Linked DNA regions of Homo sapiens: region 1 is linked to region 2. A link is a loop called in an ENCODE intact Hi-C map of the cell type or tissue named here. Cell type or tissue: thyroid gland. All regions are shown on one strand. Links, peaks and the distances in the headings refer to the core of each region. The heading gives the core; the rest is flanking DNA. Region 1 overlaps CDH13 (cadherin 13). Region 2 overlaps CDH13 (cadherin 13).

The links. Hi-C counts contacts between places; a loop is a spot of excess contacts. Peaks named below come from ENCODE experiments on the same cell type or tissue, not always from the same donor. Only the 100,000 strongest peaks of a DNase experiment are listed, where the experiment ranks them.
Region 1: it touches region 2 in a loop (4-fold over the local background); 1 of 110 quality-filtered maps calls a loop at or near these places.

What each region holds. Positions count from the first base shown.
Region 1 is chr16:83,231,854-83,237,238 of GRCh38, reverse strand. The region is part of intron 5 of CDH13 (cadherin 13); the gene reads right to left. Among named protein-coding and RNA genes, the nearest start is that of CDH13-AS1, 160 kb to the left of the region's middle. In thyroid gland, for the core only: no CTCF peak of the experiment used is centred there; no DNase peak of the experiment used is centred there.
Region 2 is chr16:83,295,521-83,300,905 of GRCh38, reverse strand. All of the region lies in intron 5 of CDH13 (cadherin 13), which reads right to left. Among named protein-coding and RNA genes, the nearest start is that of CDH13-AS1, 100 kb to the left of the region's middle. In thyroid gland, for the core only: no CTCF peak of the experiment used is centred there; a DNase peak (open chromatin) is centred at 2,165; H3K27ac peaks cover 2,212 bases.

The DNA.
Region 1 (5,385 bases), core at 56-5,055, 63 kb after region 2:
CTGAGACAGGCAGAGGCTGCTCTTCTGCCTTCCCTTGGTGACCTTCTCTTGAGGGCCTCTCTTGTGTACTGAACACCGCTTTAGGCTGCAATTTCCTAAAATTGTTTTCATCTACATAAAAGCTGCCCATGCCACCCTGAAGAATGTGGCGGAACATCCCCTCGAATCTGCCTTGTCCCCTCTGCCCCACCCTCTTCCTCCTGGTCCTCACACCTGGGTTTTCCTGTCCAGTTTCTCTGGCCTCCCTTACCTCTTTTTGTGCACTGTGATTTTTAAAATGAGGTGAAACTCACATATGAAACATTTTTAAAGTCATGTTTAGTGTACTCATGATGTTGTAGAACCACCACCTCTGTCTAGTTCCAAAACATTTCCATGACTTCAAAGGGAAACCCAGACCTATAAGTAGGCCCTCCTTCCCACCCCTGCCACTCATCTAACTTGTGTTTCTATGGCTTAACCTACTCTATTCCTTTTTATGGCTGTATAATATTCCATTGCAAGGATGTATCACAATTTGTTTATCCATTCATGAATTACTGGACTCCCTTATATTTTACTTAGCTGAAACAAGCAGAAGTGGGAAGAACCTAGCTACCACTATGTTAACAGAGATAGTTAATGCCAGAATCTGTCTCCAGAACTGTTTTTCCAGAATAGCCTTGCAGCATTTTAGGAAGGCACATTGGCATCCATCACAAATCTCCATGCTGATAACTTCCTTAGGGTTTCACTAATTAAATTTTTTCTCACAATATTATTCAAAGAGTAACTTCTATAATGGTTAAGATTTTCTTATAGGATGTTATTAAGAGCTTTTCTTTCTTAAAAGTGTGTAATATGTTGGCTTAAACAGGTTTCTGGCCTGCAAATCTTCAAAATATCTTTACTATGTCAAACGTCCACTGTACATTTTAAGGAAGCAATTGTAGTTTGCAGAGTATCTTAAATGCTCCCAAGACAGCACAAAACCTATGTGTGTGTGTGTGTGTGTGTGTGTGCATGTGCGTGTGTGTTGCAGGGGGCTATCTCTCAGTTCTTATGTTTTCAGAACTAGTTTGGAAAAGTTATTCTATATTAATATCTAAATCCTTTTCAGGTCCACAAACTAGGGAGAAGTAGAGCGTCCACATACTTTGGAGACTAAAGTACTTCTACCAGGCTTAAAATAGGCACATTTGGAATCATAAGTTAAATATCTTAAACGCATTTAAATGCAAATTATTTCTGAATTAATCATCTAAGCTATATAAAGCATCATGAGTTTCAATTGCAGTCAAATGGTAACAACTCAAAACTTACAGCACAATATCCATTTGAAAATATTTTAATCCTTTAGCACTTCATAGCACACAAGTTTAAGGACCTCGAATGCAGTGAGTGACAAAAAAGAAAAAAGTGTCTTTGAGAAATGCACATTCTAGCATATATCCTCAGTCTATGTATTAACACTTAAAATATAACGTGCTTAAGTGTGCCGTATAGTTGAAAATTGTGTTTCTGAATAATATCTACATAATTTTCAATAAAAATAAACTTGCAGTAAATTACCTAGATCTTAAGGTACCAAAGACAAATGGCCTTTGCTGGAATTAGTTTTCCCTCAGGAGTAAGGAAATAGAATTTGTCTTCTGCAATGAGAAAAAAAAAAAAAAACACCACCACATAGAATAAAAAATGAGCATTGGCAAATTCCTCTAGAACCGTGTTACTGGTCATTTCTCAGATTTTGGGTCGGGGTAGGAGTGGGGCCCGGCTAGGCAGAGCCCTGACATGCCACGATTCCAGCTGAAAATCCAGTCAGTGAAAACATGATTCGGTTAGATGAAGGCTCACATAATAGGGCTTTCAAAACTCATAGCAACGCTCTATGGTGGATTTTATTATTTTCATTTTACACCGGGGCTTCTCCGCAGTGACACTATTGGCACTCGGACCTGCGTCATTCTCTGGGGCAGGGGCTGACCTGTGCATTGGAGGGTGCTTCCCTGCAAACCTAAGTGTTTGTTTATATATGTGTGTATGTACTTTTTTGAGACTGGGTCTCACTCTGTTACCCAGGCTGGAATGCAGTTATGTAATCATAGTTCACCGCAGCCTTGAACTCCCAGGCTCAAGTTATCCTCCCACCTTAGCCTCCCAAGTAACTAGGATTATAGGTGCATAACATCACACCGTGCTAATTTATTTATCTATTTGTTTACTTTGTAGAGATGGAATCTCTATGTTGCCCAGGCTGGTATTGAACTCCTGGCCTCAAGCAATCCTCTGGCTTAGGCCTCCCAAGGCACTGGGATTACAGGCGTGAGCCACGGTGCCCGGCCCAAACCAAGCAGTTAACAGAGTCAGTGTGTGGAGCTTGGGCTCTGGAGGGGAGGACGTGGGTTTGTCATTTGGTTCTTTCACTATCAGCTACCATGTAACCTTTTTCCAGACACTTTCCTAAGCTCAGTTTCTCCACATGCAAAGTGGACAAAAACAATCTTTACCTTTAAGGTCCTTAGGACTATAAGCTCCAGAGGGGCTGGGGGTAGGGCTACAAATGTGTTTTGTTCACTCTAAAATCCCTTGTGCCTAGAACAATGCCCCCGGCATGGCAGGGGAGACTTAACTTCTAAGTGATCATTCAGGAAACACACTCACGCCACACCTGAACCCCAGCGGTGCTCAGTCAAGCCTAGCTGTTGTTGTTTAGCATCAGTTGCACTGGAGCAGGAATCTGGACTTGGAGCTGCCTAGGTCCAACCTCAAGGGGTTTCCCTCTCCCTACTGACCCTGCGTTATCAATTACCCTCCATCTAATCACCTATCCTCTCCAGTGGACAAAAGGGCCTTGGGGCAGGTGGTTATTTGGGGCCTGCTTCTTGCTAAGCAACGAATGGAAAGGAGCTCTGTGCCCAGGACTGTGCCAAACAGGAATAAAAATCAAGTGGCCGGCTGTTTTGTGACACTCACTCATTCTGAAGAAAATCATCCCCGCAAAGCACCTAGGTAACATTTATGAGAAAAGGAAGATTTGCAAAAGACTGGGGCACTCCCACTCTGGAAAGAAAACCTATCAGAGACACCAGTGTTGCCACACACTGCCTATGAGCTTTCAGAGCAAGAATCTAGGGTTGCCCCTGGGGGTTCATCCAGAGTTACTTCTCCTTCCGGCCGTCACCCTATTTGAAGCCAGCAGAAGAGGGGAACCCCTTGGACACTGTGCTGGCCACATTATCCATCCCTGCTTTCCAAAGATGACAATAGCTGGGGTCAAAGGTTAAGATCATCCATCACTTAGCACTGTGTGACCTTGAACAAGTTCCTAACCCACTCTGTCTCTCCATTACCTCATCTATACAAGGAGTGTGGTGGTAGGTAGAATAGCGGCCCCCAGAGATGCCCACCTCCTAATGTCTGGAAACTTTGACTATGTTAGGTTACATGGTAAAGAAGATTAATGTTGTGAACTAGATAAATTTAAATTAAAGAAAGGATCCTGGATTATGTAGATGGGCCCAATGGACTCATAAGGGACCTTATAAAGGAAAGAGGGCTGGGGATGGGAGAATAGGAAAGATGTCAGTGTGAAAGGAGCTGCTTCCATTGCTGGCTTTGAGGATGGAGGAAGCAGTCATGAGCTGAAGAATGCAGGTGGCCCCCAAAAGTTGGAAAAGGTCGGAGAATGATGCTCCCTTCCAGAAGAAGCCAGCTCTGCCCACAGCTTGGTTTTAGCCCAGTGAGAACCATGTCGGACTTCTGACCTAAACAACTGTAAGATAAAAATTGTGTTGTTTTAAGCCACCAAGCCTGCAGTAATTTGTTTGGGCAGAAATAGAAAACTAATACAGCCACCTACTCGTTGAGTCAGCACAAGGACTGGTGACGTAGCATCTGTGAAGGACTAGCCAAGCCTGCAAGCACTGCTTATGATCATCAACATTGTCGTGGTCGTCACTGGGTGAGAGGGTAAGGGTCGGCTTCACGCATAGCCTGTGGGCAAAACAGACTCCTAGGGTAGCTCAGGCCTGTGAAATGGTCCTAAGGGAGAAAACTGCTGGGAAAGAAAAGCAATTTTGTCTCGTATATTTGCACATTTTCCCTTTCCTGAAAAGACTTTTCTAGTCATTATTTTGTTTACTTAGGAAGTGGGATGCAGACAATCTCAAGGGACCTAAAGCTGGCCCTGCCGCCAATCTGGAAAAGGGGGTTCACACTGACCTCCATGAAAATGCTCCCTGGGGAGCCTGTCCCAGACTGGACTTAGTTCATCTCTAGGTCAGACAACATCAGCATCATTTCAGGGTGACACATTTTTGCCTTTCCTTGGAAATACCCAGAAAAGGGGAAACTTATAAGCTTCCTTTAAGGCATAAACTACGATAGTCTCAAAAGCTCTTAAAATTAGATATAAAAGGGCTGGAGCTATCAATTCCTAAATATGAGGGTTTGTGTTAGGTTGTTCTTGCATTGCTATAAAAAAATACCCGAGAGTGGGTCATTTATAAAAGAGACAGGTTTAATTGGTTCACGGTTCTGCAGGCTGTATAGGAAGCATGATGCTGGCATCTGCTCAGCTTCTGGGGAGGACTCAGGAAACTTACAATCATGGTGGAAGGCAAAGGGGATGCAGGCGTATAACATGGCAAAGGCAAGAGCAAAGTGTGTGGGGGAAGGGAGGTGCCACACTTTTTTTTTTTTTTGTTTGTTTGTTGTTGTTGTTGTCGTTTTTTGAGACAGAGTCCTGCTGTTGCCCAGGCTGGAGTGCAGCTGGCGCAATCTTGGCTCACTGCAACTTCTGCCTCCCAGGTTCAAGCGATTCTCCTGCCTCAGCCTCCCTAGTAGCTGGGATTACAGGCATGCGCCATCATGCCTGGCTAATTTTTGTTTTTTTAGTAGAGACAGGGCTTCGCCATGTTGGCCAGGTTGGTCTTGAACTCCTGACCTCAAGTGATCTGCTCGCCTCAGCTTCCCAAGGCACTCAGATTACAGGCATGAGCCACCGTGCCCAGCCTTTTTTTTTTTTTTTAAAAAAAAAAAAAAAAAAGAAAACACTTTTAATTTCAAGGGTACAAGGGCAGGCTTGTTACACAGGCAAACTTGTGTCATGGGGGTTTGTTGTAAACATTATTTCATCAATCAGGTATTAAGCCTAGCACCCATTAGTTATGTTTCCTGATCCTCTCCCTTCTCCTACCCTCTACCCTCTGAAAAGCCCGCCTTGTGTCCATGTGTTCTCATTGTTTAGCTCCCACTTATAAGTTAGAACATGTGGTATTTGGTTTTCTGTTTCTGTGTCACATTCTTTTATAAACATCCTGATCTCATGTGAAATAGCTGAGCAAGAACTCGGTCGCCAAGGGGATGACACTGAACCATTCAGGAGGGGTCCACCCCCATGAT
Region 2 (5,385 bases), core at 232-5,231:
CTCAGCCACGTCTTCTTTAACGAACTACCTTAGCGCTATGTAGCTTTCCTTCCCAGGATGTTCTAAAAACATCACATACACAGTAAAATGTACAAATCTTAAGAATGCAGCTGGATAATTTTAAAATATGTAAACCTGCATATATAAACTGCATAAATCATGATCTATAACCTTTTCAACCATTAGAAAATATTAAAGTTTGCAGTCTTATTTTATGTAAGATTTAATTGGATTAACGTCTCATCTTGACAAGATACTAGGTTCTGGGAGGGCAGAACTACATTCATGTTGTCCAACACTGCGTCCCCAGACCCTGCCTGGCATGGTGCCAAGCACATAAGATTTGTTTGTATACGTTTGTTGAACCAACACATGAACTGGCAGAAAGATGTAACCTACTCAGCTGGTAACTTGTCAGGTCTCAGTTCATTTGTCTTTAAATTTGAGATAACATCTTCCATTCCTCCCTTCCAGGTTTGAGAAAATCAAATGAAAATATTGACACAGAACTGTATGTTGTAAGCTGCAAAGCTCTATATAAAGAACAGTAAGTACACATTTAGCAAATGTAAATATTTTGACCTATCTCTTCATGTCACTCAACTTAAAAGTAAGTTGAAATGTTATGATCTATGAATTTCCAGGAGTTTAAACTACAAAATCTCATTTTCTAAGTTGACCTTTTCTGGTCAGTTGCTGAGGTTTTATCACTGTCTATCAGCTCTATGAGCATATCCTTGACTTCAAAGATGGTCTTTAATGATCCCAGCTTCCTGGTACTCACCCTCTTGGGTAATCTCTTCCCTTTGAGTATGGGCTAAAACTAGTGACTTGCATCTAATGAACAGAATATGGCAAAAGTGATGGGATATTACTCCTGTGACGAAACTGAGGCTCTCATTTGACAACTTATGAGGAACTCAATTCTGTTAACAATCAAGTGAGCTTGCAGGTAGACCTTGCCCTCATCTGAATTTGGGATGATTGTAGCCCTGGTCAGCATCGTGATTACAGCCTGAGGCCTCCAGCAGAGCTAAGCCATGAGGAGACGCCTGATCTCACTAAGCTGTGAGCTCATCATTATGTACTGTTTTCAGCCACTAAGTGTTGGGATAAAGTGTTATGCTGCAATAACTTATATAAACTCCATGAATTTTCATTACTTGAGATTGCAGTAATAACAACTGGCATTTTCCAAGTTAGCCTTTTGGTCAAGGTGTTTGGTTTTTATCATGAATCTGTATCCTTAATGAGAGGAGGTTAAGAGATGCTTTAACAAACACTAAATAAAGCTAGGGTCTTTTAAAATTCCTACACAGAGGAGGTACTCAATACACTTATGTGGAATGAACAAAGAATAATCGAGGGAAGTAAGATGATCTCTAGTGAGGATGAATGACATGCCACGGAAAAGCAGATGAGTGATGGAGACTTGGGGGAAGAATGGTGGTTCCTAGAGAGAATGAGGATAGCAAGAGTGTATGTGCTGCAAGCATGAGGAGTCCAAACCTACTGATTTGTGACATGAGCCAGAAAGTTTAAGGTAAGGTAGTGCTGTCTTTCCCTAGATTTCCTTATAATGTTCTGGGGAATTCATCTTTTTTTTTTTTTTTCATGGCCTGATAAACAATCCAAGCAAGCATCCAAAATAAGGGAATAATAAAACAAAGAGAAACATCCACACTGTGGTATCTTCTCCAGCCATTAAAAAATGAAAATATACATGATTCAGAAAGATATTATCTCCATTCAGATTAGATAAAACAGGTTGCAAAACAGTGTATATGGTATGATTCTATTTTGGTAAAATTATATGCATATGTACATACTAAAAATGTCTGAAAGGAGATATACTGACATTGCTTATCTTTTGGTGGTAGGAATATTGGTTATTTTTACTCATGCTTTATAGTATTTTATAATTTTTAAAACAAGCATGCATTACTTTTACACTCAGAAACAGTAAAAATTATATAAATTTATTGCAAAATACATAAAGCAAGGAAGATGCCCTAAAGATAACACTTCTCTATTAATGCTGTTATTGGAAAAGACATCACATTGTGAAGAGTGAAAATCCTCACAAGCTTTTCTTATTTGATCATCACAGAGCTGGAACAGTCTCATGTAATGCTCAGTGAAGCAGGCATACTGAGGGCTTTTACTCTGGGGCCATCTGAGCCTCTCAACCTTAGGCCTTTCCAAGTCCAGTGGTTAATCAAGAGTGATTCTGTGACACTGCTGTTTTGAAGGTTTTCTAAGGAAATCAAATTAGCCTATACTTGTTACCTCTAATAACAGGTCCTTACTTCTTGGAGTTTTTAAGTGCTTAGGAAGCTCTAACCCACTGATTCTTAGAAATTTTTACTGCAGCAAAAGGAAATGAGGAGCTTGCTTAAAGTTCCCTTTCTCTCTGTGAGAGATTATTTTTGCAGGCTTGAGGTAGGGCCTAGGAATCCGTCACATACACTCAAGAAATTTTGATGCCTATTGTCTAAGGGCTACACAGGGAGAAATACTGCTTTCAAAAGTTATTATTCTTGCTGGCTTGGTTTCATTCTAAGAAAAATAATATTTTACCTGCACTGATGTTCCCTCCCTCACTTCTTCCCTTTTCTTTTTCTTTTCTCATCTCGTCTCATCTCATTTTGTCTCGTCTTGTGTTGACACGGCCTTGCTCTCTCACCCAGCCTGGAGTGCAGTGGGGCGATCATTGCTCGCTACAGCCTCGACCTCTTGGGCTCAAGCTTTCCTCCCGCCTCAGCCTCCTGAGTAGCTGGAACCACAGGCACGTACCCCTGCACCTGGCTAATTTTTTTTTCTTTTTTTCTTTTTCTTTTTCTTTTTTTTTTTTTTTTGTAGAAACAAGGTTTTGCCATGTTACCTAGGCTGGTCTAGAACTCCTGGGCTCAAGCAATCCTCCTGCCTCGGCCTCCTAAAGTGCTGTGATTACAAGTGTGAGCTGCCGTGCTGGGTTCCATCTTCTTTCTTATTTTCACCAACTGTACAGATCAGAGTAGAGAAACATCATTCCTCAAGAAAGGTCTGGATCTCACTTTGAAAAGTTTCGGGCATTTAGAAGTCTATCTTGAATGTCCTTCGATTAGTCTACCTATTCCATTCCTTTGGTCATTTGTATGTTTCTTCATCCATAGGATATATATTAACCATCTATGTGCCAGGCATGTTCACATCAAAGCCTTATCTGACACTGAAATCTCCTTGACTGGTTGAAGTTATGTCTTTGTCAGTTTCCATATATCAAGGACTCTTTCCAACATTTTGGCAAAAACATCTAACTACAAAGACCACTGAGAACAGTGCCCAAGCCCAACATGAAAGAGGCATTCAAAAAGTGTTCAGTGAGAAACAAGAGTGCTCTGGTGCATGAGAGATAAGTTAGAGCTATTTGAGAACAGCATTTGTTACATTCACTTGCGTCCCACTCAGTCTTTCTGCCCTTATTCACACCTTCTTCACCTCCCATTAGTACTATTTTTTAAGTTTTGTTTTTTTAATTGACACATAATAATTGACGTACAATTATTGTATTAATAATTTATGTGGTACAATGTGAGCTTTTGGTACATGTATACATTGTATAATGATCAAATCCAGGTAATTAGCATATCCATCATCTCAAACACTTGCCATTTCTTTGTGTTGAGAGCATTCAAAATCCTCCCTTCTAGCTATTTTCAGATACACAATATAATAATGAAAACTATAGTCACCCTATTATGCAATAGAACACCAGAGCTTATTCCTCCTATGTGACTGTAGCTTTGTACCTGTTGACCATCCTCTCTCCTACCCTTCTCCCCCCATGCTTATTAAAATGAAAATAGATCCACAGCCTTCCAGAAGTCCCTCTCTCCTTCATTCCATCTTCTTCAGAGCGATTTCCCAAACAAATATCTTATCTCATCATTCCTCTATTTAGAAAGTCCCCAATGGCTCTGCATTCTTTCCAGTAATTATTCTTCATCTATGGAATATGCCAATCCATCATGAAACTGGGTTCCATCATGCTGGAAACACAGAGCACCCTTTCTCCCTTGGAAGATGTACATTTACCCATGTACATTACATAAACCCGTGTTATTGGGTGTACATGCAATCTGCTGTTGTACTTAACAATTTGAACAAGTTGTGAAATATTCAAATAGTAGTGAGATTGGCAAAAGTTCACCATTATGAAATCATTAACCCTGCCTGTCATAAAAACTCTGTGTCCCATCTAGATGGCTGAGATCCACTTATGTGTGTGTGTGTGTACTTGTGTTGTACTAATTAACTGAAACTTATAGCCACAAGGGTACATGCAGATGCTTTTATTACCACATCCTCCAAGTCACTCCGAGGCAGACATTACTAATAAACTACAGAGGTCTACCATTTCCTAGTCTCCTGTCTTATGCCTCTCCCCTTTCCAAATACGTCTGCCCTTAAACTATACTCATTACTTATCAGCCTTATTCTTCCCTACCATGAACTCCTATAATCAATAGCATTTCTTGGTACTTAATTGTCCAGGCACTAACAACAGAATGCATCATCCGACTCTGCTACTGACTGACCTAGAGTGGGATATGTGAATATAAGTGTCTCAATTTTCTCATCTGTAAAATGAAAGTATAATTTAAATCACAGGGAAATTATAAAGATTAAATGAGAAAAGCAACTAAGGACAGAGAAGCACAAAGAAGAGTGGGAAAAGTGTATCTGAAAATTATGGCCCTATACAAGGACTATACACATGTTCTCTGAGAAAAGAATGCTAAGAATGTGGAAAGCTAGTCAGAGAAATTTACCCTGTGAGATTATCTGTACATAGGAGCTTATAGAGGTTTCTGCAACACAGAGATTTCATTCAATGACCAGAGTTTATTTCTCTGAAACATCAATAGGCTCATAAAGATACAATTTTAATTCTTTCAATTAAAAATAGTTTATCCATTGATCCATTGATCCACTGATGAATTTTTAGGTTGATTCCATATCTTGGCTATTGTGAACACTGCTGCAATACATACAGAAGTGCAGACGTCTCTTTGACATATTGATGTTATTTTCTTTGGATATATAACCCTAGTGAGATTGTTGAATCATATGATAGTTCTACTTTTAAATTTTTGAGGAATCTCTATACTATTTTCCATTATAGCTGTACTTACATTCCCATCAACAGTGGGCAAGGGTTCCTCATTTCTCCACATCCTTGCCAACATTTATATTTTATCTTTTTGATAACAGCCATATTAACAGGTATGAGGTGATATCTCATTGTGGTTTTAATTTGCATTTCTATTATTAGTGATGTTGAGCATTTTAAAAATATGCCTGCTGGCCATTTTTATGTCTTCTTTAGAAAACTGTCTATTC